Linked DNA regions of Homo sapiens: all the other regions are linked to region 1. A link is a loop called in an ENCODE intact Hi-C map of the cell type or tissue named here. Cell type or tissue: heart left ventricle. All regions are shown on one strand. Region 1 overlaps THADA (THADA armadillo repeat containing). Region 2 has its middle 65 kb from the start of LINC01819. Region 3 overlaps THADA (THADA armadillo repeat containing). Region 4 holds the start of LOC105374570 (a long non-coding RNA gene). Region 5 has its middle 18 kb from the start of TRI-TAT2-1. Region 6 overlaps LOC112268413 (a long non-coding RNA gene). Region 7 has its middle 48 kb from the start of TRI-TAT2-1.

What was found. Hi-C counts contacts between places; a loop is a spot of excess contacts. Peaks named below come from ENCODE experiments on the same cell type or tissue, not always from the same donor. Only the 100,000 strongest peaks of a DNase experiment are listed, where the experiment ranks them.
Region 2: it touches region 1 in a loop (8-fold over the local background); 66 of 110 quality-filtered maps call a loop at or near these places.
Region 3: it touches region 1 in a loop (2.3-fold over the local background); 8 of 110 quality-filtered maps call a loop at or near these places.
Region 4: a loop joins it to region 1, with 11 times the contacts of the local background. A loop is called at or near these places in 59 of 110 quality-filtered maps.
Region 5: it touches region 1 in a loop (8-fold over the local background); 77 of 110 quality-filtered maps call a loop at or near these places.
Region 6: it touches region 1 in a loop (15-fold over the local background); 87 of 110 quality-filtered maps call a loop at or near these places.
Region 7: a loop joins it to region 1, with 2.7 times the contacts of the local background. A loop is called at or near these places in 34 of 110 quality-filtered maps.

Annotation. Positions count from the first base shown.
Region 1 is chr2:43,482,361-43,486,360 of GRCh38, forward strand. THADA (THADA armadillo repeat containing) reads right to left here. Exons shown (of 38, transcript NM_022065.5): 26 at 2,874-2,965. Among named protein-coding and RNA genes, the nearest start is that of THADA, 110 kb to the right of the region's middle. In heart left ventricle, a CTCF peak has its summit at 2,145 (motif pointing left); no DNase peak of the experiment used is centred here; H3K27ac peaks cover 2,067 bases.
Region 2 is chr2:42,972,809-42,976,808 of GRCh38, forward strand. No RefSeq gene overlaps it. Among named protein-coding and RNA genes, the nearest start is that of LINC01819, 65 kb to the right of the region's middle. In heart left ventricle, a CTCF peak has its summit at 2,436 (motif pointing right); a DNase peak (open chromatin) is centred at 2,453; H3K4me3 peaks cover 571 bases; H3K27ac peaks cover 817 bases.
Region 3 is chr2:43,330,016-43,334,015 of GRCh38, forward strand. The region is part of intron 30 of THADA (THADA armadillo repeat containing); the gene reads right to left. Among named protein-coding and RNA genes, the nearest start is that of LINC01126, 100 kb to the left of the region's middle. In heart left ventricle, no CTCF peak of the experiment used is centred here; no DNase peak of the experiment used is centred here; H3K4me3 peaks cover 964 bases; H3K27ac peaks cover 4,000 bases.
Region 4 is chr2:43,125,076-43,129,075 of GRCh38, forward strand. It overlaps LOC105374570 (a long non-coding RNA gene), which reads left to right and starts at 3,321. Exons shown (of 3, transcript XR_940018.3): 1 at 3,321-3,387. RefSeq lists an enhancer at 2,290-2,790. In heart left ventricle, CTCF peaks have their summits at 2,252 (motif pointing right) and 2,453; DNase peaks (open chromatin) are centred at 2,266, 2,756 and 3,238; H3K27ac peaks cover 305 bases.
Region 5 is chr2:42,826,910-42,830,909 of GRCh38, forward strand. It overlaps the pseudogene CHORDC1P1. Among named protein-coding and RNA genes, the nearest start is that of TRI-TAT2-1, 18 kb to the left of the region's middle. In heart left ventricle, CTCF peaks have their summits at 876 (motif pointing right), 1,075 and 2,117 (motif pointing right); DNase peaks (open chromatin) are centred at 892 and 2,132; H3K4me3 peaks cover 546 bases; H3K27ac peaks cover 1,441 bases.
Region 6 is chr2:42,950,090-42,954,089 of GRCh38, forward strand. LOC112268413 (a long non-coding RNA gene) reads left to right here. Exons shown (of 3, transcript XR_002959381.2): 2 at 3,001-3,113. Among named protein-coding and RNA genes, the nearest start is that of LINC01819, 87 kb to the right of the region's middle. In heart left ventricle, no CTCF peak of the experiment used is centred here; DNase peaks (open chromatin) are centred at 1,082 and 1,632; H3K27ac peaks cover 2,370 bases.
Region 7 is chr2:42,856,654-42,860,653 of GRCh38, forward strand. No RefSeq gene overlaps it. Among named protein-coding and RNA genes, the nearest start is that of TRI-TAT2-1, 48 kb to the left of the region's middle. RefSeq lists an enhancer at 582-1,169. In heart left ventricle, a CTCF peak has its summit at 2,489 (motif pointing right); no DNase peak of the experiment used is centred here.

The DNA of each region.
Region 1 (4,000 bases):
ACTTCTTGTCTGTACTATGCGACAGGGACTGTTCTACGGCACTGGGAATACATCATTTTACCAAACTTACAATTCCAGTAACATTATGTAAAGCCTTACTTTAGTATTTTAAAAAAAGAAAAGACCTCAGGAATATTCCAAACCTTATTTTACAGAGAAGAAAACCAAAGCCCAGAGAGGTTGGCTATTTTGTCTCAGTTGATTATAGTGGTTATATTGTAACAAACGCAGGAGTAGAAACCAGATTTCTTATTTCTCCTCTAGTAACAAAATTTACTTATTCATTAGGCAATTATTCCTATATGCCTTCTATATGCCAGATACTATGCTAGACTCTAGGTACCCAAGAATGGTTAAGATACTGACCTTGTCCTCAAAAAGCACGGTCTTAAGAGCAAGACAATCAGATGAGTACAATCACAGAAGTGGTAACAGAAAGAAAAACCAAACTATATCTCTAATTGCCTAGGACTTCCAATATGTTAAAGAAAATGAACTTCTAATAGTTTGTTTTATCCTCACAATAGCCCTAGGAGTAGACAGCACAGATCTTATTATTCCTGGTATATAGATGGAGAAACTGAAGTGCAAAGTGGATAAGGGGGCCTATTAAGGTCATCTCCAGTGGCAGCAAAATGCCTAGAAACCAGGTTTGTTTACTCCAAGTCAGACCTTTATTTCCCATTAGATGGAAAAAGCAGATGTTCTTTTTATGTCCAGTTCCCTCTGACCAAGAACACACATTTCCAAATTGCGAGCAGGACAATCTGTGGTTGTGAAAGGAAACAACTGACTTGTGAGGTGTGTCACCGGCTGAGGTTAGTTATCCGGTGGATAAGTAACCAACCAAGATATCATTATTACTAGCCTTCTTAAAGTGCCCATTACGTACCCAGAACAGATGAAAAAGGTCCTTCCTTCAGAAAGTTAATATTGGAAGGAACAGGCATATAAACATTTAAACAAAAAGTGACATAATTAAACAAACTAAAACTAAAAGAACCATCACAAGCAACTGCAAATTTAAGACACTAAAGGTTTTGCAAAGCAAACCTAATGGGAGCTGCCAAGAAATATATCTTCATGGGTTAAACAGGGAACAGAAGCCTTGTACACATAATGGTCCATACCGATCTTCAGATTACTAAAATTAAAAGCTCTCACATTCTTCACAGTTAAAAACTTCTCATTCCTATTTCCTTTTTTCTAGAAATCTTATATATTTTGTAATCTTTCCTATCCAAGAGGAATAAATTTATAATGGAGGTTTCCATCATTGTAACTTTGGCAAAAAATTAAAATTGTATAGTATCACTGCCCTATTCTTCCTCCCTCAGATACAACCTAAATGAGGTTTTCTCATTTTCTGATCATTTTCTCCTATACATAGTAAAATGTATATATATTTATATATATATTCAAGAATCACTTCATAAAAAACAAAAAAAAATTTTCTTCAAGTTCAGTTTTAAACATTAATTTTACTTGTTTGATGACTTAATATCATATTTCATTTATACCAGTATTTATCAAGGCCTTATAACATGACCCAACTGTTTTAAACTGTAGCACACTGGAGAATTATTAACAAAATAGACAAAGCTAAGGAGAAACAAATATTAGTGATTTCAAGTTAGTGACAGGAAGAATTTCTTTAAGAACAGGCTAAAAAATAAAAATTATAATCATCCCTCCACAAGAGTAATGTTTTATTTATTTAAAAAATACTCAGTTAAAAAAAAAATTAAAAAGCTCTCTGGTATTGCCTGAACATGCTCAAGGGATTTATACTTACAGCCAGTTACCTTCCTTTTAAATATCTGGTGAATGTTACAGGGTGACAAGAAGCAATTTAAATGATAATTCGGAAATACCATAGTAGGTTTCATTAGAATTATCACTAGTACATCACAAAATGATTTCATATTTTTTTAATTCCTAAGATTTAGTTCCATCACACAAAAATGCATTTCAATAAACATTAGCTTAAAACTTAAATATGAAGCATAATGACTTTTTTAGGGAAGAAGGGAATAGGGCTTTGAATATAACTCTAGATCCTCAAGAGAAAGACCACTGGGCCAAACTGGATCCTAAATAAAGTTAAGGAAGTAATTAAATGTGCAGCAACAGTGACATCTAGTGTTAACAACTGCAAGTCAATTAGATTACCATTAAATCCTCTTAAGTGCTAAAAAACAACTATTCAAAGCTTTTCTTCTTTAAAAACAAACAGATCTTGTGCATTTTTATCTAAAAACTACCCAAAATCAAAATGGTTCCACAGGTTTCTTTTCAGGCATAACAAAAAAGCTGTTTTTTAAAGACAAAAACAAATTAGAGGTTAAACATAAAACTAAAGACCAAAAGTAAAAAGCACTGTTTATTTCTTGTGGTTAACACATATAGGTGCTCCTCTTAGTACAAGAGTTTAATGCAAAGGTAATGTGAGAGATGTTCTAATGAGAGGATCATAAACATTTAAACTTCCACCTATAAAATTAAAGATATTATACAAGCTAGGATAATATATACAAGTAAAGTTAAGACATTTCAGGACTACTTAAAGAAGATGCAATTAAAAAAAAAAAAACAAAAAAAACACTAGCTTTTGCATGGAGAAACAAGCTCTACATTTCACCCCTTGCTACCTTGCTAAATTTTTGTTGCTTTGAAAGGTCCACTTATTAAACAGTTGATATTTTTGCCCAAGGGTTTATAACTTGGCAGCATAGGTTAATTCATTACAGTATTTTTATAGTTTTATGCTCTAGATGAATCTATAACAGTAGGCACAATTTCAAAATTTGTTTTTGGCCAGGACAATATTGTATTTTTTAAAAAAAGTAAAGTTAGCCTTAAATGGAGCTTACCTATTTGTTTTGGAATGTTCATCCTTTGCCCTTTTAACTCCAAAAATTCTTGTGATCAAGGCACTAAAGAGAAGTGTGGATGAATTTCGCACCTAATGTACAAACGAAAACACAATAAGGCTTAAATATTCTTGGCATGAAACCAACGTTTACAATGTTCAAACTAGATAATTCAAAATCATTACCTAACTGGCTAGTGTGAGGCTAAAAAGACAGATTTGTGTTCATAAAATAATTTAAAAAAAAAACTTGACAGTCATCGATTCAATGACTTCAATTGAGCTCTACAACCCAATCACATGCACACAACACAGCCTTTTCCTATATTCCTAATATTACCATCAACAGTTTTCACTAATCTCTGCACTTAGAGCATCAAATAACACTTTTCTAAAAATTCATTTTTCTATATGCTTCCTGACAATGAAGATTGCAGTAAAACCTCAGCTCTTTCCATTTATTTTCTGAAATCATTTTACCTACGAGAAAATACTTATAAAACCTAACTTCAAAGAACCAGGCCCAGTGGCTTACACCTGTAATCCCAGCTACTTGGGAGGCTAAAGTGGAAGGACTGCTTGAGGCCAGGAGTTTGAGACCAGCCTGGGCAATACAGTAAGACCCCCATCTCAAAAAAAAAAAAAAGTATTTTTTTAGAGATTTTTTTGTTTGTTTTGCTTTTGACTTTTTGTTGTTGTTGTTATTTTTACAGCCATGGCACATGCCTATAGTCCCAGGTAGTCAGAAGGCTCAGGCAGGAGGATTGCATAAGGCCAGGAGTTTGAGGCTGCAGTAAGCTATGATTGTGCCACTGTGCTCCAGCCTGGGCAAAAGAGTGAGAACCTGTCTTTAAAAAAACAAAAAGAAAATCCAAAAATCCTAACTTCAAAGAATCCAGGTAATTAATATGGCTAAGAAAATAGTTAAATCCAAAATGTTGCTTATCAGCTTCACAATGCAAGTAACTTACCAAGTAATTTCAATACTGAAATTAACTGATAACATTAGTAAAGATAAGAGGCAGGAATTACCATGAATAAACACAAATTATTTCTCCAAGATGATAATAATCTTTTCCCTATCTTTTCCAAACCAATGTGTCAAGATGCTTTGGAAGAGCATAAAAG
Region 2 (4,000 bases), 510 kb before region 1:
GTGAGATTGCAGTTGAGATGACAGCCAAGGGTGCAGTTATCTGAAGGCTCGACTGGGGCTGGAGGCTCTGAATCCAAGACAGGCCTGCCAGGTTGTTCTTCCTGTTGACAGGAGGCCCCTGTTTCTCACCACATGGATCTCTCCACAGAACTGCTTGACTGTCCTCACGGCATGGCAGGTGTCTTCCTCCAGAATAAGTTATCTGAAAGAGCAAGACAGAAGCCTCAGTGTCTTTTATGACAACCTAGCATTGAAAGCCACACCTAAGGGCCAGCTGTGGTGGTTCACACCTTTAGTCCTAGCACTTTGGGAGGCGGAGGCTGAGGCAGGCAGATCACCTGAGGTCAGGAGTTTGAAACCAGCCTGGTCAGCATGGGGAAACCCCATCTCTACTAAAAATACAAAAATTGGCCAGGCGCCGTGCCTCACGTCTGTAATCCCAGCACTTTGGGAGGCCAAGGTGGGTGGATCACCTGAGGTCAGGAGTCCTAGACCAGCCTGGCCAACACGGTGAAACCCCACCTCTACTAAAAATACAAAAATTAGCTGGGCGTGGTGGCACTTGCCTGTAATCACAGCTACTCAGAAGGCTGCGTAGGAGAATCGCTTGAACCCGGGAGGTGGAGGTTGCAGTGAGCTGAGATTGTGTCACCGCACTCCAGCCTGGGTGGCAAGAGTGAAACTCCTTCTCAAAAAAAAAAAAAAAAAAAAATACAAAAATTAGCTGGGCATGGTGGTGCACACCTATAGTCCCAACTACTCGGGAGGCTGAGGCAGGAGAATCACTTGACCCCAGGATGTGGAGGTTGCAGTGAGCTGAGATTGTGCCACTGTACTCCAGCCTGGGTGACAGAGTGAGACTCTGTCTCAAAAAAAAAAAAAAAAAAAAAAGCCACACCTCCCCATGTGGTCCAGGCTTTCCAAAAGCTTATGGTATTGCAGGGTAGATGTAAAGTCCCTAGTGCAAAACAAGATGTCTGAGGTCCAAGCAAAGTGATTTGGGCTTTCTGAGGACAGAGTGAGCTACCCCAGTCAGGCAGCCAGGGAGGCTTCTGTGAGTGGGCAGAAGAGCCCCCGCCCCCCATCCTGCCCTGAGTGGCTCTTCCCTGGAGAAGGAGACTTGGTAACTGTAAACTGGTCAGATGGGGAAGCCTTTGGAGGCCTGGCCAAGTGAGGGGGCTGGTTTCTGTCTGCTGGGTGACAGGGGAGTGTGGCGTGGCTACAGAGAGGCTGCTAGGGAGCTCCCAGAGGGAAGGCAAGGTAGGGTCCCGGAGGGACTTAGAAGTGAGGCAGGAAGGGAGAGACAGGGCTCAGAGAGGGAGAGGGAAGGCAAGAAATCGAGGGCTGGACCAGTCTTCTACTTGGTCAGCATGCCATTTTTCTGGGCTGTCATCCCTGACCACAGATTCATTCATTCATTCATTCCTGTATGCCTGTCAGGTGCTGGGGTTACAGAGACAAAGGCCAGGTCCCTGTCCTCAGAGGTCACAGTTGAGTAAGGGATGATACCCAGTACAGGGGTGACATCTGTGAAGTGTGATGGGTGCATGGGGAGCATACATTGCTGGGAGAGGGCTGGGCTGGTCAGAAGGTGAGGCCTGGGCTGCTTCTTGCAGAGGTATGGCAGGCACGAGGTATCCCTGGTATGAGGTACCATCAGGCACAGGTGGGAGAGTGCTGAGAGATGGAGCTGGGAGGGCCAGAAGAAGCGTGGCTCTGCTAGTTGGGTGGGGTGGTTTGGATTTCTTCCAGAAGACAACAGAGAGATTATGCAGGAATTTAAGCAGTGGTGTGGAGGGATCAGCTCCATGGTTTAGAAAGATTAGCTGGGCAGTAGAGAGAAGGTTCTAGAAAGGGTGAGTCCAGGAGGAGACAGCAGTAACCCAGGCTATGCATGCAAAAAGTAGGGATAGGAAGAGGTGAAAAAGTTCCAGAAGTCTTTGGAAGGCCTGGCAGCCTCCAGTCATGCCTACAGGCTGAACCCAGCCCAGCTCATCTCAGATAAAGCATCTAATTCAAGTCCTACACGGAGCCCAGGCCTCTGCTCTGAAAAGTCTCTTGACCCCAGCATTCCAGCTCGGGACGGGCCCAGCGAATCCCAACCCCAATCTGCCGTCCTCATCCCAGAGGAATGCTCAGCCTACTGGACCTTGGCCTTTCTCTGGGGGACGGTGAGGCCTGTGACGGGGGAAGCCCTGGGGCGGAACTGGCAGTCGTGGGGAGGCCCCCCAGGACGCTGTGGCCACGGGGGCGGCTGGAGGAGAGGAGGCAGGGGGCTGGGGGAGTGAGCCAGTAGGGAGCCGGGCAGCACACTGGCCACCTGAGAGGTGTGATGGGGGAGACAAGAGGCGGTGATTCCTGGGGTGGGAGTTACCCCCTCCCCCAATTCTCAAACCCCCGACAGGAGTGAGCTGCGCTGCCCACTCCCCGCAGCAGGTGGCGCCGTCTTGCTGGGATTGGACTTGCGGGCCTGGCTGGGAAGCGCTCTGTGGAGAGGGACGCGACTGGAGCGGCTGGGGGGCAGCCGTCCTGCGCCTGGGACCCTCACGGGGCCTCCCTGCTCCAGTCACTCCCGCCCGCCTGCCAGCCTGTCCCCAGCTCTCCTGCGTCTCCACTCTGTCCCTGTTGCCCTTCCTGTCTTCCTCCAGCCCTCCAGTCCTGCTTTCGGCTGGGGTCCCCGGACAGGGTCTGGTCAGCTGGTTCACTCCGAAGCATCCCTACCGGATAAGGGAACTCTCAGCCCAGCCCAGCGGGCGTTTGGCCATGGCGTGGCACCGTGGGGGGCCTCTCTAAGCAGCCCCGACTCCCAGGGTTTGCCTACATTCTATGCCCTCAGGAGGTGTTCAGTGCCCCGAGCTGGGGCTTGGGGAGGAGGGGTTCCTAGGAACATATATATGAGAAAGTGTCTCACTCTGTCACCCAGGCTGGAGTGTAGTGGCGCGATCACGGCTCACTACAGCCTTCACCTCCCAGGCCCAAGCGATTCTCCTACTCTGTCTCTACAAAAAATACGAAATTACAAAACATACAAAAAAAAAAAAAAGAAAAAAAAACTCACAAAAATTAGCCGGCCGTTAGTGGCGCATGCCTGTAGTCCCAGCTACTCCGGAGGCTGAGGTGGGAGGATCACTTGCGCCCAGGAGGTGGAGGTTGCAGTGAGCCGAGATTTGCCCACTGCACTCCAGCCTGGGTGATGGAGTGAGACCTTGTCTCAAAAAAAAAAAAAAAAAAAAAAAATCTGTAACCCAGGCTGTGCATGCAGAGAAGTAGGGACAGGAAGAGGTGAACAAGTTCCAGAAGTCTTTGGAAGGCCTGGCAGGAAAAGAAAAAAAAGGAAGGAAGGAAGGAGAGAAGGAAGGAAGGGAAGAAAGGAAAAGAGGAACGGAAAGGAGGAAAGGAAGGAAGGAAAGAAAGAAACGGGGTCTTACCATGTTGCCCAGGCTGGTCTTGAACTCCTAGGCTCAAACGATCCTCTTGCCTCAGACTCCCAAAGTATTAGCATTACAGGCATAAGCCATGAGCCCAGCTCCTAGGAATCTTTGCTATGGCAAGGGGGCTTACTAATGAATGACAAAATAAATTACAACAGCTCTTGGGGAACATGCCTAGCACCTCTCAATCTCCCATCTTGCGTCAAGAGGGAAACCTGAGGGGCCCAGGGGACTCCCACTGGGCCTCCCGGCCCTGCTGGTTCCCCTTCTCTCCCCACTTCTTCTTGGGGCTGGGTTCCACACTTGTCACAAAGGAGGGGAGTGTCCCCCTTGCCAGTGGACAGATCTGTGTGGGCTGGTGATGGCAGAGCTGGCCTAGGTAGGGCACTGAGTTGGGGGTGGCTGGTGGGGGTAGTGGGGCGTGGAAACAGGATGTCCACCGCAGGCCCCTCTCTGAAGGAGCTGGTGAGGGCTGGAGCGCTCAGGAGGGAAACTTCCATAGTTTCTAGGGTAGAGTCCTAGGGGCAGAGGGAAGGAAAGGGTCTGGCTGGTGTGAGTGGTGGCTGATC
Region 3 (4,000 bases), 150 kb before region 1:
ACAGATGAAAACTCAGGCCTAAGGAAATTACAGGCCACACCTTGCTGGGCAGTAGTCCAGCAGAGGCCAGACCACTGACTTGCTAACCTTGAGTATTCTCTGCCTCTCCTCAATGGCACTGCACTGTGTTTTCTGGCTAGAGGCTTTCCATTCACCAAGTGCCTCTAGATGTGACTCTCCTTGTGGTTACCCAGGAACGCAGAGCCTGCGGACTGGTGAGGACCCGTCTGGCTTGGGGAGTCCTAGAGTGAGCCCCTGAGCTTGCGTGGGAAGGTGTTATTCCCAGAGGCACCCAGGCCAGTCTAATTGCTGAGGAAGCCTGATCATCACTGGCAGCTGAGGGGAAGGAAAGGCTAGTGAGACTTAGGAGGGCCTCTCTCCAAGATGCTCCCTTGGCCCATTCATGTAAGACCAGCTCATGCTGCCCACAGCCCTTGTGGAGGTGGCCGAAACCCCAGCCACACGGGACAAATGTATCAGGGCTGAGCAGCTTAATATGAGGGCAGATGTGCTCCTGCCAGGCCAGCGCACTGCCGTAAAGCCTGCGTCAGTTACGGACTTCAGTTAAAGGTGCTGTCTCTACCAGGTCACTACTGGAAAACAGCTGTGTGACCCGGGAGAACAAACTTATTTACATATTAAAATTTAGGGACAGCCAGCCAGCTGAGAGTGAGGAAAAGGGATATAGAATAGTTAAGTTTTGATGGCAAGAAGGTCTGGAGCATGAAGCCCTATCCATGGAAGGCAGCTCCTAAGAGAGGGCCCTTGGCAGCCCAAGGACATGGAGTTGTAGAATTTTCCACAAGGATGATCAGGCCTCGGGAGAGGAAGAAAGCAGGTCAAGAGGCAAAAAACAAACTTGCTATTTACATCCCTAATTTGAGCCATCTTCTGAGACAGCCATATCTTTCAAGTAGGAAGAAGTCGCCTGCCCCCGTGTCTATTACCTCTTCTACAAATATCAGCTTAGATTAGATCACTGTTTTGAAATAGGGAGTTAGGGTGCTTCTCTTAGTCCCTTCTGGGGCTACCAACAGGAAGGAAGCCATGCAGGTGGGTCTCCGGGCCCCCACCCCAGTTTAGACCATATTGAAACCATCTCTACTATTTTCAATATCTTGAATTTCCACATAAGCTTGTTTGAAGAATGAATTCCACTGGATTAGACGATCTCTAAATTCCCTTTACTGTTATAAATTCTGTGGTTCTATGGTACTCTTAGCAACATTGGAAAGACAAAACCTATGTGGTCTCAAGTGCATACAGATATCTCTATTCCTATTACTAGCTGCCCAGGCAGGCAACAGGGGCTTCCAGGTGACAAGGACTGCTAATAGAGAGATTTCTGTTAATCCTTAAGAGAGACTAGAAACTCTGATGACCACTAAGCGAGGTTGGAAAGATGTAAAGCATTTAGTGCATTTCATGTGCATATAGACAGCAGCCTACTTACCAGTGTCAGCCAGAGCTCACTAACTTCCTCTTAACTCCTGGATCCAGTCCATATTCCTCTGGCTGACATCTGAGGGTTTCCACAACTGGTCTCTTATCAAATCTTGCACTGCTCTCTAAAGCACAGCAGCTTTCCCTCAGCTTGATCTCCTCACTGGCCCATGATACATCACATGCACTCCCTCCAGTATCCCACTGCACATTTGGTCCACCATCTTGATATGCTCTTTTCCTACCACTTTTTGGTGTTTCCAAATCACACTCTGCTCTACCGCCCATCTCAAATATCTAACTCCTCTGATAAGGCCTTCCTTGACTATCTTAGTCCACATTCTTTTCTGAACTCTTGTACTTACTGTATGTACTTCTATGTATTTCACTGTCTAAATTTTCATTTAGATTCAACCATAACTGAACTCTGACAACAAAGACTCCATTATATATATCTAATACACACACACACACACACACACACACACATTAGGTTCCCACAATGCTGGGCGCTGTACTAAGATACCTTTTGTGTACTTGGGCAATGAGACCTTCACAATTTACTTGGCAACAAAGGTACTATACAAGTGTAACTTTACTCAGTCTCCAATCTGAGACAATTAATCTTATTATTATTATTTTTTTGAGACAGAATCTTGCTCTGTCACCCAGGCCGGAGTGCAGTGGCACGATCTTGGCTCACTGCAACCTCCAACTCCCAGGTTCAAACAATTCTTGTGCCTCAGCCTCCCAAGAAGCTGGGATTACAGGCCCATGCCACCATGCTAAAAAATTAACCTTATCTAATAATTAAACTCACCTATCCTTTAAAGACTTCTCCCTCTTCCTGAAGACTTCCTTGACACCCCTACCCTGACAAGCTGGCATTTATTTCTCCCTTCTCTGCTTCTGCAACACACTTTGACTAATTCTAGCATTGACACAATCTTGTTTATAGTTATTTAAATCCATACTTGTCTTACTTGTGGGGTTTCTGAAACAGAGACAATTATCGTTCATTCATATATTTCCCACTGTGCCTAAACCATTGTCTTGTAATATTTGTGACTCTGAATTGGCTTTAATTGACTGAGAATGGCTCAATGAAGGTAACAAAGGTGTTAATTTATCCAAAAGATGGAAGATGTTACATGCTAAAGGAAAAAACATAACCCACTACATTAGGGCTTTACATAATATTATGAGAATGTGCTGAAGACACTTAAAGCCTGCACTCCCTTGCAAGCTGAGCAATGACAACATTGTCCAAATCTTCCAACAGCAACACCCCAGTAAGCCAACAGCTACAAGTGGAACAAGACAGAGATTTCTGAGCCCTCTATTGAACTAACTGCCATCTCCAGGTTAGGTTTGCAGATTTCTATATTTAAAAAGTAGAAAGCATCAGCAGTTGGGGGTTGAATTCTTGGTGTGTGTGCAGTTGCGTAAAAGGACTATTTTTATTTCTCGCTGCGGTATGAAGAAGCTTTGATCTTGGACGACTTGCTCAAGGGCCCAGGATAATATATTGATCACTTCTGACTGTTTTCACCCAGACTCGTTTCCATAAGCTCAGTCTGTCAACAAGAAATACTTCATATATTTTCAAACTTCACTCTTCCTCAAACAGCTTATTCCTTTAAAACTTGAGGCTGTATTTGTAAAAGGGATATTTAATGAAGAAAATGTTTTGCACCTTGTCCCACTGGCTTGGGTTGAAATACGATAATGTTTCCTTTTGTATTTAAAAAACACAAACAGGATCTCATCCGGAGATATCATGACCTTAGACATTCCTGAGACGTCTGAAAGGGAAGTGAACATATGTCAGCATGCTTGGGTTTAAAATATACCAACTTCATTTCTCTCATCATTCAAATCTGCATGAGGCTCATGTGACTTTGAACAAGCTGTGCTGGAGGATTAAAGACGGGTCCTAATGAGAACCTCTCTCTTCCAGTAAAATCTAGGAATTGAAAAGCAGTTACTACCTCTTCCATTTTTTTCCTAAAAAAAAAAAATAACTTTTTCTAAAATTAAAAAAAGGAGGATCCTTTTTTTTGAAAGAAAAAAAGAAGGAAAGAAAGAAAGAAGAAAAAACGAGAGAAAGAAAAGAAACAAACCAAAAGGCAAAACATAACCCCTAGCAATGCCTGGAAACTTGCTCTGTGGCTAGCGATCCCTGTTAAGACTTGCTTCCCTTAAAGTTTTGGCACGGACCACAAATGATAGCCTTAAAATGCCACATGATCATCTGAATATTTTAACAATCATCCTGGACTGGATTCATTTCAACGGCATGGAAGTGAAACAGCAACTTGCAGCTGTGGCAAAAGGCTGTGGCCTCTTTCTATTTCAAGTCATTGCAAAAGAAGGATCTCTTTCTTCAGGAGGGGACCAGCCCATGAGGGATTTGGGAAGGAGCTAAAGGACAGTGGGAAAATGGAAGCAGACCTAAAACCCAGTATTTCTGCCTGGGAAGTGTAAGTCTCTTGTGTGAATAAATTTGGTGGTGAGAAAATAAATGCTGTTTTCAGCTGTTGTAAAGCAAAATAGA
Region 4 (4,000 bases), 360 kb before region 1:
CTCCAGGTCCCCTTGATAACCAGAGACCAGGTTATCTCTGAGAGGACTGAGAGGATATCAGTGGGCTCACTTTCCCCTGCCCTCTGTGTGGACCCCTGCCCCAGAGAGCCAGAGCTAGGCCCCTGGTGGCACAAGAGGTTTTCACACCAGGAGAGTGCCACCTCCGCTCTGCAGCCAAGCGCCCTGCGCCACTCGAGCCCACCCCAGGAGGGCACAGAGACAGCCCCTGAAGAGCCCTCAGAGAGGCCCGTCTCAGGGTGACCAGCCTCTGGGACATTCTTAACCCCAACCAAAGTGGGGCCACCCTGTGGAGCCTCCACCTCTGCATGGGGGCCTGGCTAACAGCTGCTCCCAGCTGGAAGTTCTTTATGCGCCCCCACCCAGTCAGTCCCCAGGAGACGTGAAGGAAGCTTTGATGGAACCTATCAAAGCATTCTTGTTCTCACAGCTGTTTCCCGGAAGGGCAATTATAGCCACAATAACCCTACACATCTGGTGAAGGGGCCCAAAGCCGGTACTCTACCCTCAGCTCTGCTGGAGGGGTCCTGCCCATCAGCAGAGGGAAAAAGGACTTGTGCACATCAGAGACTCAGTTTAGAACCCTAAACCATTAGAACTGGAAGGGGCCACCCTATCCCCATTTTACAGATGACTAAACTGAGGCCAAGCCTGTACCCAAAGAGCTCCTCACACAGAGCCCTCTTCCCCCACGGACTCCCTCTCTAGACAGACCCTGGCTCCTCCTCCTCTAGCTCAGGTGGGCCTCCACTTAGACACTACCAGCCCAAGAAAGGCCGTGGGAGGGACCTGGGACTGCGATGGTCATATGGAGGGGAGGCTCCTGCTCTGTCTCCTTCAGAGGGATGATTTGCTCCTGCCTGAGCCATTGCCTCTTCTTGGATGCTATATTTATACCTCAATCTATGAATTTATTTCAATCAGGATTTCTAACCTGGGCACTGCTGACATATTGGGCTGGGCAGTTCTTTGTTGGGGTTGGGGCTGGCCTGTGCATCGTGGGGTGTCACAGCATCCCTGACCTCCATCCACTAGATGCCAGTAGCACCGCCCCCTCCCCAAGTTGTGACAATCAAAATTATCTCTAGACATTGACGAATGTCCCCTGGGGACAAAACTGTGCCCAGTTGAAAACCACTGACTTAAATGGGCTTCAGTGAGCATGTTGAGACTGTCCCCTGGGTCTTCCCAGGGGTGCAAGGAAGAAGGTGCCATAGATCTTCCTTCCTGAGGCGTGGAGCATCTACTATGGGCAGATGGGATAAAGCAGCGTGTGTCAGGAAATCCTGCGCAAGTCTAAAGCTGGGAAAAACCACAGAGGCTGAGATCCAGCAAGGCAGGCTTCCTGGACAAGGTGAAATTCCACTGGGGACTTATGTAGGCAGTTGAGGGAGAAGGGATTTTGAGGGGAAAGTCTCAAACACAGTAAGCAGAGCCCAGGATGTGGGATGACTGGGAGAGCATCCTGGAAGGATGGCACTGCTGGCTGGATTTTAATCTGGTGTGGGGGGGGGCGGGGTGTCTGTTTGCCTCAGCTGCCTTCCTCCCAGAGCAGGTCCCTGAGCCCAGGGAGCAGGGAAGACACTGAGGAGGAAGGAGGGAAGGGGGATGGTAGGGTAGGGGATAAGGGCATGTCTGAGATCCCAGAGGGCCAGTTACGGGCTTCTCCTCCCAGAATCCCCAGCACCCAATACAGAACCAGCCTAAGGAAAAGCTGAGATGATGAAGCCACCGACTTGAAGAAAAGGTCCGACGGAGAAGAAAGGCACCTGGGATCCGGAGGGCTGGGAGCACCGCCACTGATGCCAACGGGGGCCCAGCCTGAGGGCGAGCCAGGGACCTTACCAGCCCCAGCCTGATTTCCCAGGGTCTGTCCTTGCCCGATGTCCCTCCCTCAAAGTCCATGTGGGATGGGAGCGGGGTGGGGGCAGCCCTAATCAAGGGATGGCTGCTGGACTTGGAGCTGACCACTGGCTCCCTGGCAGGCCTTAGACCTTCCGCAGAAGGATTTCAGCAGGTTCCTCAGAGCAGAATGGTATGCTCCTTGACCTCGGGAGCTCCCTTCTCAGACAAAAGCCCCGGTTCCCCACGCCCCGTCTGGGCTCCCTGAGGCCTGGCTGCACGTCCCTCCTCCGATAGGGCTCCCTGAGGGCAGGGTCCGCTCCTTCCGCGTGGTCCCTGCGGGGAAACGCCGTGTGGGGCTGGGGCTGCCCACAGGGAGCTTCTGGGCCGGCTAGCCAGCAGGGGGCGCTGTGGACTCAGACACGCGGCTCTGGCCAAGGATGGGAGGCGGCTGGATGGATGGTGAGGTCTCCCTACAGCAACTCTTGTCATATCCCCCGCCCAGCCAGGCTCTCCTGCCTTGCACACAGCGAGGTCTCCACCTCCTCACAACTTCCCAGCCCAGCCCCATTGTTCTCCCTGTCCTCTGGCTGAGGAAGCAAGAGAAGCAATTATTATGCCCATTTTGCAGATGAGGAGACTAAGGTCATTCAGATGCCAAAAGAAAGGCAGAAGGGGCAGCAGCAGGGCAGAGTGGATAGCATCTGGACTTTGGAGCTAGAAGCCACTGGTGTACTGTGTGCCACCTCAGCGGCTCAGTCCCCGTGTGGTTGCAGCAACCCTTGGGGCCTTATTGAGCAAAGCACTGCAGTTGCAACCAGGGAGAGGAGTGCGGCAGCCCACACAGTCCCCGGCTGAGAACGAGTCTGACACTGGACCCTGCCGCCGGTGTGGACAGCACTGGGTCCTGGGGAGGAAGTGCTGCAGAGGGGAAGAGGCGGCCTCGCCCAAGCCCTCTGCTGGGTGGAGATCACAGACAGCCAGAAAGGGGGAAGAACAGGAGGACTGTGCTGGAGAGACCTGGTCCCTCTGCACTTTCTCCCAGGTCCTAGCAAGTCATCAAAACAGCGGGTGCCGCATGGACGCCCTGTGCTGCCCTTCACGGTGTGCCAGGCCCAACCACCCACCCTGGGAGGCAGGTTATGTTATCCTCCCATTTGACAGATGAGGAAAGGAAGACCGAGAGAGAGAAAGTCACTTGTCCGAGGTCCCCAGTGGGAAGTGGGTAAAACGGGATACCCACACCCAGGTCTGCCTGGTATGTAGCCACAACATAGGGTTGGTGGAGCTACAGTCTAGGTAGAGAGAAGAAGGCCCTGTCTGTGGCCAGGGTCGGGGCTGAGTCTGTAACTGGGAAGGCACCCCAGGGAGGAGCATGCTCAGCAGGAAGTGGACAGAGTAGGGGCATGGAGGAAGGAGCACCAGCCATGTGTCTCCAGTCAGGAAAGCCTCCTGGAGGAGGCAGTGAAGGGGGAAGAGGAGGAGAGGAGGGCCTTGCCAGCAGCCTGAGCACTGGTAATGAAGCAGGTAGGCCCAGCTGTTTCCAGATGCACATGGTCTGCACCCAGGAGGGTCAGAGCATGAAGCTGGAGGGGCAGGCAGGGAGACACTGAGAGGGGGGCACCATGGCATCAGAAAAGAGCCCCTGGCAGCTGTGCGAGGATGGCCTCGGAGTTCTGATTGGTTCCGCTGGCTGTTCTTAAGGAAAGAGATGAGGATCTAAATTACTATAGAAACTGAGGGGTGGAGAGGAATGAGGAAGAGGGGATGAAGCCTTAAGACACCAAAGCGTTAGAACTCACCAGATGAGAGGGCCAATAAGATGCCCTGGACAGAAGGAGTGGTCAGGGGTGGCTCAGCCTCTGGTGTGGATGATGGCTTACAGTGTGACTGTGAGCTAAGATGTAGCATTCAAGTGGAGGAATGTGCTGGTGAGAGAAAGACAAGTTTGGTTTGGGACAAATGAGTGTGAGGTATGTATGGGCTATGGAAGTGGACGGGAGCTTTGAGCTCAGAGTTAAAGAGGGATAAGGGGTCAGGACAGGAGTGGTAGTTCTTTGTGAGGCCGAGGCGGGAGGATCACCTGAGGGCTGGAGTTCAAGACTAGCCTGGCCAATATGGTGAAACCCCATCTCTAATA
Region 5 (4,000 bases), 660 kb before region 1:
TCTGGTGGAGTCTTGCTCTGTTGCCAGGCTGGAGTGCAGTGGTGCAATCTTGGCTCACTGCAACCTCTGCCTCCCAGGTTCAAGCAATTCCCATGCCTCAGCCTCCCAAGTAGCTGGGACTACAGGTGTGCACCACCACGCCCGGCTAATATTTTGTATTTTTAATAGAGACGGGGTTTCACCATGTTGGCCAGGATGGTCTTGATCTTCTGACCTTGTGATCCGCCCGCCTCGGCCTCCCAAAGTGATGGGATTACAGGCGTGAGCCACCACGCTTGGCCTCTTCTTCTTTCTTATCTTCTTCATTCCCTGATGACAGTTTAAGTTTATCAGGTGAGGCAGATATTTTTAATTCCAAATTTGTCATTGGTGCATCTGGGCTTGGCCTTTTGATTGCTTCTACTGGCTTCGGGGCTTGAATGATGTGTTCCTGAAATTTGGGTTTCAATTCAGATAGTTCTTTCTTCTCAGTAGTCTTTACTTCAGGTTTGACTGGCTCATGTGGCTTCTCACTATTATGTCTACCTTTTGTACAGCCTACAATGCTTAAGAAATCAGAAAAATCAATTGTTCTTCTCTTATATCAAGACCAATCCTTAATGCATCGTGAAAGACTGGAACACCTGGGTGGCATATGCAAGCATCATCGGAATTGATCTCAGGATCGAAGCGCTGACCGCAGCCCCGGTTGTAGCACAGCAAGGCCATTTTCTTTTCCCACCGTCACAGGCAAGGCCCAAACACCGGGAACGGCAAGAGGGTGCATTTGCCACTCCCGTGTCGCTAGCACCGGCCTTGACAGTGGACTATTACAAGGATTTCTGTGGGCCCGCTCTGAGCCGCCGTTTCTGGCCGTGCAGACGGACTTCTACCACACGGTGGCGCTGCGGCTCTGCCATAGAAGGCTCCTCTCGGTCCAGGAGACAGGCAGGGCCGGCCACAGGACCAGCCTCCGACAGCGATTTCATCCGCACCCTGCGGGGCAACGTGGGGGCCTATCCGTAGCTTTCAGCGTTTCCTGGACCCTACCAGGACAAGAATCGCGGGGAGAGGTGCGAAGAAGGTCTGGAGAGGAGGAGGCTTGGGACAATGCAGAGTCCTGGAAGTGAGGCTGACCGCTGACCGCTGTCAGGAGGGACATGGACCGCTGCCGGGGAATCATGGGATTTCCCACCGGCCCAGTCATCTCCCACGTCGGGAAAAGGGAAGAGCTGCTTCCCCATGGCGTGTGCGCGTGGGAAGGGTCTCGGGCAGAGAAGAGGCACTTTTTCTGTCCTCCAGGCTGTTTCCGCCAAATGAAGACCTGGGCTGGAAGAGCCAGGAACAAAGAGGAGAGTCGAGTGCTGAGCACCCAGCGGGAGAGGATGCAGCCCGGTCATCTCACACCTGCTGACCACACAACATCGTCTGCGAGTTCCCCCCACCTACTTCGCCTGCAGCTGCCATTTGGGAAGATGACTCTTGCCTCTTTCACCGTCTGTTTTTTAGATTAGGACTCACGGGCCTAGGGCAGGAGTCAGCTCTTCCAGATCTTTATCGAAAAGTAACATCACACTTGTGCCCAGGGGTTCGAGACCAGCCTGGGCAACAGGACAAACCCCCTTCTCTACAAAAAAACCCACAAAATCTGTGTGGAAGGTGTGTGAACCCTTGGGAAACAGAGTTGCTGTACACGTGTATCAGGCCCTGAGCCAGCTGCAGGGTGGGCATTACTGCTTGGTGCCCTCCGCCCTCACTCTTCCTCCCTGGATGTTGAGGATGGCCCCGTAAACCTTGTTCATAGGGGTCCCTCGTTTTCTGAGACACCTCATCTGAGCACTGACGAGGGGACACAACTCTTGGCTGGGAAGCAGGAGACTGAGCATTGCCTTCAAGCCATCCCCACACATGTGACCTCAGTCAGCATTCTGCCCTTTCATGGGTGTCAGTTGTCTCGTCCATAAAATGGGATGATGTTCTTGTTCCAGCCGGCATACTGGATGACTAAATGAGGGAACAGGTAAGAAGCTGCATTGGAAAAAGGTACCATTCAGCTGCAAGACATCCTTGTGCAGTTCCCCCAGGGCTAATGGGGTTTGGTTGCCCACCTTTGCTGTGTCTCTTCGTGGCGCCAGCAGGTGGCAGCATTGCCTTTGCATGTGCCGGCTCCACCTCTGGCCTCTCCCAGACATGCAGCGTGTAGGGCAGGGGACCATTCTTCACCCAATTCATTTCAGGGGTCATGGGAAGGAGGGATCTGAAATGCCCTGAATGGGAAGGGCCTGGAAAGAAAATGAAAATCTCATTCCTCCCCTCAAAGAAACACAGATAAGCCAGGAGAGCAGGATCTGGTGCATGAGCCCAAGAGGGCTAATGTGACCACTTAGGCTGAAGGGGGACCTTACCTCTCTCTGCCACAACGGTGTCCCCCACCACCTGGAGGAGGGAACTGGGGATCCAGAAGGCTTGGGTCCTTGTCTTTGGTTGGAAAAGTCAGCCAGCATTGCAGTGGGGCAGCAGGAATTCCTCTATTTTTGTGTGTGCAACAGAGTTGAAAACTTAATTCACTCTATAATTTATTTGTGCAAAAAAAAGGTAATTTCCTTATTTATGAGTCTATAATGAATCTGGCCTTTCTTCCAACCCCTGCCTGATGATAAGCGAGAAAAACAATGAAATTTTCAACTTGATTTGAACATCCTGGGGCCAGAGAGTTTAGCCGGTCTTGTTAAGTGATCTTATTAATTTCTCTTGGATAAAATGCTTAGTTCTCAGACTGCTTTGCCCAGCTTCTCCCACTGTGGTGCTGTTGGGGTTTTGTAGACAGTCAAGGGCAGCTTGTGTGGCATCTGGTAGGAGGCATGAGTTGGGATCCTGGGGTGTGGTGTCCTCTAGACCCAGCAAGGTCCCCTGTCCCTCCTGGCCACTGATCATACTAGAAGCTGAGTTTATGAAACTCATGGTCCAGTCCCTCCTGATCTGACTAGAGCCCATGTGGCGCCCCTGGCTGGCCAGCCCTCCTGCACCTGGGCCCCTCCTCCCCACCAAGTCTCCTAGCTGTGCCACCATGGCCCCAGTAGGGCTGCTGGCTCACAGGAATGGAAGTTGGCTTTGAAAGCTGAACTTTAGTGGTGCCTCTCCCTTACCGGGGAGCCCTGGTGCTGGAGGCAGAGGCCGAGTTGGTTTGCAGCTGCCTGGGATGCCACTTCTTCCCAGAGTTCCAATGTGAGTTGGGGACAAGGGCTTCTTTCTCTCAGGGAGGGGTGAGTGGGCCAGTGCTTGGCTCTGCTTGTTATCCTTCTAATCCCCTTCGTACCATCCCCTGGGCAGGAAGGAGGGGACCAACACTCTTCCTCTTCTTGCTCAGTCATCCATTACATAAAATTCCAGGGCCACACCCAAGGAGAGGGATGAGGGAATCCAGGAAACATGCTCTCAAAAGAATAGCCTGCTTTAGAAGACTTTTGATCTGCAGCATAATCCTATTTTGCATGTCAAATACCAAACATTACCACATTTTTTCTTCTGTGCATTCTGTCTATATCAAACATTAATCCTGGTCTCTCTTTAAGCAGAGATGCATGCCTCAGGCCAATGAAGATGAAGATCATGTACCCATCAAGGCAAAAGAGAAAAGCACTGCACTCCAACCCGGGCAACAGAATTATTATTATTATTTTTTAAGAGATAGGATATCATTCTATTGCTCAGGCTGGAGTACAGTCGTGCGATCATAGCTCACTGTAATCTTGAACACGTGGACTCAAGTGCTCCTCCTACCTCAGCCTCTAGGTAGCTGGGACTAGGGGTGTGTGCCACCACACCTGGCTAATTTTTCTATTTTTTTTTCAATAGATGGGGTCTTGCTGTGCTGCCCAGGCTGGTCTTGAACTCCTGAGCTCAAGCAATCCCCTTGCCTCAGCTTCCCAAAGTATGGGGATTACAGGCGTGAGCCATTGTGCCTGGCCCAAAATTTTTCAAATATCATCCTTTTAAGCTTCAAATGTTACCAACATTGGCG
Region 6 (4,000 bases), 530 kb before region 1:
TCGCTTAGTTACGTGCAATTGCTTTAGGCTCTCTTGAGCCTCGTTGTTCAACATCCCAGAGGAAGACAGACCCCCTCCAGCATCCACAGACAAAATTTAAAGCAAGACTCTGGTTGGTATCATCAGGTCACATGTCCCTCTCTGAACCAACCAAGCCAAGAGGATTGTGTACTTGGAATGGCCAGCCTAGATCACTTTATTCAATCCCCACAACCACCTCCTGGGGTAAATATCATTAGCCCTCATTTTACAGATGAACAACTGATGTGGAAATAGGTTCATTTACTCCTCCAAAGTTGTGATGGACAACCTCACCAAAGTTATCTCTTCACAACCTGAGACTGGGTTGTGGGAGTGGGGATGGAAAAGATTCTGAGAAAGACTTTTCATCTCTGATCAAATAAGAAAAGCACATAAAGAGAGCTCTTGCCACATTGACCATCACCCTACATCCTGACTTTGGAAGGAGATTTAAGAAGATGTGATATCTGGAACTGTGGCAGCCATCTTGAGACCATATGGGGATGAGGGAGAGAATTTAGAGGCATTGGCATCTTGGAGTTGCAAAGCCAACTTGAGAATTGCCTGCCTCTAGACTTTTTTTTTTTTTTTTGAGACTGAGTCTTGCTCTGTAGCCCAGGTTGGAATGCAGTGGCGCGATCTCTGCTCACTGCAAGCTCCGCCTCCCGAGTTCATGCCATTCTCCTGCCTCAGCCTCCTGAGTAGCTGGGACTAGCCTGCCTCTAGACTTCTTAGTAGGCAACCACTTTTATATTGTTTAAGTCCCTGTTAGCTGAAGTTTCTGTTACTTCCAGAAAGACTCATAGGCTCTGTTAGAGGCCCTTTGAGGGTTGGTGGGCTGGCATCATCCTTAGAGTATACGTGGGACCTAGAGAGGGTAAGGACTTGCCTGAGGTGTCCTGATGTGGAAGAATGTGCTCTCTCAGGGGGTGACTGAGCGAGGGGGGTAGGTGGTTAGGACAGGGGAACCCCTGGGGCAGGGTGGGACAGTCTGGGATACCAGGAGAGGAGCAGCGAGCCCAGCAAGTGTCTCAGCAGGAGGAAGCCTGCAGGCCTGGAGTTGGAGAAGGCACAGGGAAGGTTTGGAGGGACTTTGCCCAGAAGCATGCATGCAAACTTGCAGGTGAAACAACAAAGGCAGACCCCTTCCAGCAGTGACTTCCCGTGGCTGTGCTACAGAGAGCCTGCAGGAAGGAAGGAAAGGCAGTGGCTGGGATTCAACTGTGACTACAAGGACCTAAATTTAGATCAGACATCCAGGAAGACACCAGGAAACCCGCTAATGATGATCTCTCACTCCATGCAATGCTTTGTCCTGTGCAGGCACATCCAGCCACAGTTTCTCATTTGACCCCTGAATAGTCCTTTGTGGAAAGCCAGGGTGAGAACATCAACAATGGCACAAAATCATGTGATGGAGTAAGGGTGAGAACCTGGTCCCATGAGCCCCAGTCCCATGAGGTCTCTCTCAGCCATCTCTCTGGACCAGCTGCAGTGCCGGCTTTCTGGCGGGGAAAACGTGGCCTGGATTTGTAGCACTTGCTGATTTCCATGGTGTAAATACTCCCACTGTGGCTGATTTTGTCAATGTTTAAACAACTTTCTTGAAAAATTACTGGCATTTAACAATGGCTCTTGGAGCTGGTATGAATTTGCTCCAGCACACATTAGGCCCTGCCAGCCACGTACTCGCATCCAGTGTCCTGGCCCCCTGCCCTGTTCTCACATCCAATGTCTTGGTTAAGGCCCATGGGCCTGTCTCTCTCCTGACCTGACCCTGGCTTAGTGTTTTGGCTTTTGGCCCCATAACCTGAAGCCATCACGTGTCCCTAGTTTGCTACCTCTGCTCCCCGGAGTCCTGACTCCTACATTCCTGCCTCTGGTCCCTCTTAGTGTCCTGCTGGGTGAGACCCACTCCCTCCTACCTCAGCCATGGCTGCCTCTGGCCATTGCCTGCCTCCCTGGAAGGGCTCCAATGCTTCACCATAGGGGCTAAGATGCTACTCCATGACTTGGGAATGGGATGTCTGCATGGTTGCAGATGAAAAGGTCCTGGGAGCTCTGATATGGTTTGGCTCTGTCCCCACCCAAATCTCAAATTGAATTTCCACATGTTGCTGGAGGGACCCGGTGGGAGGTAATTGAATCATGGGGGTGGGTCTTTCCCATGCTATTCTCATGACAGTGAATAAGCCTCACGAGATCTGATGCTTTTAGAAATGGGAGTTTCCCTGCACAGGCTCTCTGCTCGTGTCTGCTGCCATGTGAGACGTGCCTTTCACCTTCTGCCATGATTGTGAGGCCTCCCCAGACACGTGGAACTGTTAAGTCCAATAAACTTTCTTTTGTAAATTGCCCAGTCTTGGGTACGTCTTTATAAGCAGCATGAAAACGGACTACTACAAGCTCCTTCCGAATTTCTTTCATTTTTTTGAATGCCCCACTCTTCCTGTACAAGCTCTGAGACCCCCTTAAAGACTGGCTTCCCTCCCACCTGCCTTCTTAATTGCTACCCTCTCCTCTACCTTGATTCATTTATTCTCTTTCCTTCACTGAGAGAGACATCCTAATGTCCCAAGCTGACCTCCAGCTCCTCCAGCTCTCGGAGACCCTCTGTCTGTCCTAACCCTCCCCTCCAGATCCATCCATCTGGGGTCTGTTGTCCTGTGCCCCAAACCTACTCAGTCTCCTCTGTCTGCCTTAAGGTCTTATCGCTGTCCCACGACCCAAATTCTAACCACTACTACCAGGGCTTAGGTCAGCCCCACCACCTCCCAGTCCCACCCCCTAAAGTCCCACTGGCACTTCCAGCCCAACTCCTCAGCATGCTCAAGTATCATTTCCTCCAGGAAGCCTTCCCTGACCTCCTCCCTTCTCCTCTCAGAGCTGAGTGTCCTACAGGTGAATCCTGTGCAAACCTTGATTGTGACTCCCCTCCTACTGAGAAACAGCCATTGACTCGCCGGTCTCTCCCATCAGGCCATGGTTTTGCGGGAGGAGGAGCTACGTCAGTCTGCCTTGGAGCTCAGCACCGTGTTTGGCCCATGGTAGATGCCCCACAGAAAACACAAGCGGCGTTGAGGGCTCCTGTGGTGAGTGGTCGTTTCTCTTTTAGCATGCTAAAAGCACTTCCTGTGGGAGTGCCTCCGAGCCCCTCTACTTGAGTGGAAGTTTCTCAAGGCCAGGACCCTGTCCCGTTCCTCAGGGCCCCTCCCCACACGGAGTTTCAGGCAGGCCCTGCTGCTAGGCGCCACAGAGGCTGGGCAGGGTGAGGGGTGTGTCCTGTTTCTCCAGGCACACTCGGTGGTTGACTGATTAGTCTCAAGAGGCAATTAAATTTAAGAGAGGCTTTTCACCTGCTCACAACTCCTCACCCTATCTGATTATGATGTTATGCCCCTTGGAGGGGCAGAGAAGGGCAGTCATTAAAAGACAAACATTTGGGCCAGGCGTGGTGGCTCACCACAGTAATCCCAGCACTTTGGGAGGCCGAGGCAGGCAAACCACTTGAGGTGAGGAGTTCGAGACCAGCCTGGCCAACATGGTGAAACCCCGTCTCTAGCAAATATAAAAAATTAGCCAGGTGTGGTGGCATGCTTCTGTAATCCCAGCTACTCGGGAGGCTGAGGCAGGAGAATTGCTTGAACCTAGGAGGAGGAGGTTGCAGTGAGCTGTCCAAGATCATGCCACTGCACTCCAGCCTGGGCAACAGAGCAAGACTCCATTTCAAAAAAAAAAAAAAAAAAGACAAACATTTGAAGGGGCTGTGTGCTGTCTGGGAAGCCAGATGGCAGGACAGCCACTTTGGTTTTTTATTTTTATTTGAGACAGGGCTGGAGTGCAGTGGCGTGATCTTGGCTCACTGCAGCCTCAACCTCCCAGCCTCAAGCAGTTCTCCCACCTCAGGTTCTTAAGAAGCTGGAACTACAGGTGTGTGCCATCAGGACTGGCTAATTTTTGTATTTTTTGTGGAGAGGGG
Region 7 (4,000 bases), 630 kb before region 1:
CCTGCATCTGAGGTGTCCTTCCTCGCTCAAGCCTGGGTTGGAGGGATCACCCCCTTTCTCCCTCCACCCTGTAACCACCCTGCTTGTTGAGACGTGGCTCCATCTCTGGGCCACACGCTTCCCATTCTCTTTAGTCTAATGTTTCCCTGGTTATACAGCTTATTCATGCTAATTGTAGGAAGCACGGGAAATTCGGAAAACATAAAATGAGGAGCAAAGTTAGGCCTAGACCCGGCACTTAGAGATACACACTTGCCCGTCTGGAACATTCGACAGTTGCGGGGTGCCCCTGACTTGTAACAGCACTTCCTACCCTCAGCACGTTGGTATTCTCACTCAGCTCTACGAAGTGGCAGCTGCCGCCACTCATTTTTCCTTTTCACAGCTGGGGAAGCTGAAGCAGAGAGCTGCGGCCACTTGTCCCGAGGCGCATCGTCTCAGGCTCCCCAGCACACCGTCCACTGTTGCCTTGCACCCTACCCCATGCCATGGCCTGCTGCCTGCGCTGGGGCCGGCAAGCCTCCCTGCATGGTGGGCACCCTTCCTAGTCCCCTGCCTGCACCTGGTCTGACTTGTGGGCTGGCTCTGAGCTTCACCCATCTCCCTGGGGCCACTGCAGCCAGGATGGGGAAGGGCGGCACATTTCAACGGCGTGCCTCCTGGAAACCACATCAAATGGTGCAGCTAGGAATTAATAAATAAACTTGGGAGACAAGTCAATTACCCTCTCCCTGTGCCCCTGTCCCCCAGGGGCAAACAGTGGCATGTGGTTCCCGGCCTCAGCATGCCTTCCCGGGGGCAGGCCTAGTGCTGCAGCTGGCTTCTGTCAGATTAGCTGGGCGAGATGCAGCAGGCCTCTGTCCTCTGGGGAAATGGATCCCTTCCTGGGAGGTGGGGACGGCATTCCCGGGTTACTCTGTTACTGCCCTCTTCCTGCACCCGTCCGTGTCTCACTGTGTTCATGGTGCCCAAATCACTGCCCTCCCTAGTCCCCGACACAAACGCTTCTGGTCAGCCGTCATAACGTCTGCAGCTCCGTCCTCAGAGCTGGAAGCTGACATTACTGAGACTCCAGTAAAGGTCCACACTGCTTAGTGTCGTCAACTCATCAGAACTAGCATTATCATTTAAAAATCAGAGGGACTACTTGATGCTTTTGAAAACATTTATTTATGGCTGGGCGTGGTGGCTCACACCTGCAATCCCAGCAGTTTGGGAGGCGGAGGCAGGAAGATGGCTTGAGCCCACACGTTCGAGACCAGCCTGGACAACACAGAGAGCCCCATCTCTATAAAATAAAACAAAAGTAATAAAGAAAAATAAAAAAGAAATAGCCGAGTGTGGTGATGCATGCTAATCCCAGCTAATCAGGAGGCTGAGGTGGGAGGATCGCTTGAGCCCAGGAGTTCAGGGCTGCAGTGAGCCATGATCGTGCCACTGCACTCCAGCCTGAGAGACCGAGCAAGACCCTGTCTCAAAAAAGAAGAAAAGAAAAGAAAGGAAAAGAAAACATTTATTCACTCAGCAAATTCTTAACAATGCCTGCTTTGTGGCAGAGTTTTTTCTAGGTGGCAGAGATACAGAGACAAGAGACGCAGCCCTGCCCCATAAGGAGCTTACAGTTGTGTGGAGAAGTCAGACAATACAGCTACCATATGGGGCACTTCGGGGGGAAGGAGGGGGACCCAGCACAGTCTAGAGGGCTCCCCAAGGGGCTTCCTGAGTAGCTGATGCCTGAGCTGCATTATGAGGGACAAGTCATGGGGGCTGGAGGGTAGGATGGTGACTGCTGTTCCAGATGGAGGGGACAGCTCTGCAAAGTCTCAGAAGGGGAGTGAGGTGAAGGGGGAGAGCTGTGAAGGCACTGGCCTGGCTGGAACTTGGGTGTGGAGGGAGCAGGGTGAGAGCAGAGGCTGGGAGTGGGGACACGGCTGTGAGGGCCTGAGCTATATGTAACTGTTACAGAGTTGTGTCTTAGGGGTGTGTGTGTGTGTTGGGGGTGGGGGGGTCGGAGATGGAGTGGCCACATAGACTTCTTTCTTCCTTTAAGTTTTGAAAAAAGTGATGGGATTATGGATTCTTTCCAACTGTGTGTGTGTGTGTGTATATATTGGGGGTGGGGTTTTTTTTTCTATGTAGAAACTAAGAAATTAGCAGTCTGACAAATATCAGAACAGTATCAGGAAAGAATGAGTCCTCTTCTGACATTTACTGTCACTGAATTTTCTATGGTTGTATTATATAGGCATGTCCTTTAGATCAACCATTCTCAAGTTTCAGTGTGAATGACCACTGGGGACATTTACTGAAAATCTGGGTGTTTGGGATTTGTCCTGGAGATTTTGATTCAGCAGGGCCCAGCATTGTGCATTCTTCAACAAATTCTCCTGGATTATGTGGAGTCAGTTTCTACTGCTTTGATAAACTCATTCCGAGAGCCTGATTATTTCCTCTTGGGGAATTTGCTGGCAATTCAAGAGTCTACCACCAGATGGCAGTGGTGCTTTGTGATGGATCTAGGCAAAGCCAGTTTTCTACAGGGGGATAGTTGTTGAACAGGCAGTTCTCCTTTATTGCAAGAATGTACAGAAAATAACTCTTTTAGATAATTTCTAAAATAATTTGATCACGAAATCTTAGATATAGGAGCTTGTTTTAAAGTTAAATTTACCCTTCAAACATTACAGCTGAGCTTTCCAATATGGTGACCACTAGCCATGTGTGGCTTTTGAGCACCTGAAAAGTGGTTAAATTGTGATGTGCTGAAAGTGTCATAAACACATTGGCTTTCATTCTTTAGAAGTTCCTATGACTTAAAGACATAAATAAAAAAATTAGCTTTCAAAAGCAAAAAAAGTCTTATTAATATGAAGATTGCATGTTGAAATATTTTGAGTTGAGTTAAATAAAAGTTTATTAAAATTCATTTCGCCTGTCTCTTTTTCCTTTTTAAATGTGACTACTAGAAAAGTTTAAATTATATGTGTCTCATATTCTATTTCTAATGGACAGTGCTGCATTGAAATAATCTAAATTAATTTCTTCATTTTTGAAAGTGAGAGAATCGAGGCCTCAAGTTTGATGGAAAACTGCTGGATTTGAAGTCAAAGACCTGTATTTAAGTTCCAGTTCAAACACTGACTTCATGCCTCTGGGCAAGCAATATACCTTCTCTTAGCCTCCATTTCATTGTCTGTGAAAAAGGGATAATTACAGCAGCCTTACTTAAAAGAGTTACTTAAAAGACCAAGTGAGAGAATGTGTATAAAGGAAGTTGTGTAAACTTCGAAGCATCATAAAGGTATGAAATTACTATTGTTGTGGTTACTGATAATGACTAGAACTCAGGCCAAATAAACTCTACAAGTCATGAAAGCATTCACCGTGTGAAAGTCACTGGATTGGGCACTTCTAGACTGTTAGGAATTTATAGCTGACTTGAGGAGTTGCTACTTAAGCTCACGAAATGGAAAATGACAATGCAATACACGATAAAAACAGTGATTCAAATAAGAAATGGAAAGTTTGTCCCAAGGCATATATGGTTAATAGTGAGTGTTACTGCTTTTTCTTTCTAAAGTAAGCATTTATTGAGCTGGTACAGTAGGATTGGAAGGTTGGGGTTGGGAAGAGGGAGTAATGAAAATGATGAACATGTTTTCTCTGTTTACAAAGAGGTTTGCCATCTGAGTAGAGGAATGAAGGCAGACACAGAAGACATGAGCGACTGAAGACCCAGTGTGGAAGCTGCCAGCCTTGGTACTTCCAATAACAGCACTGGAATTAGGCATATGTGACAGGGCTGCCAATTCCTGACCAACTCTCAACTCTCCTCTGCTATATAGAATCTCAACTCGTTAGGGTTGGCAATTGGCCCAGCTAAAATACTTCATTTTCTAGTCTCATCTTGAAGCTAAGGATAGCCACATAATTCAGTTCTGGATAATGAGGTGAAGCATGAGTGGTTGGGTTGAGCTTCTAGCAAAGTTCCTTAAAAGGT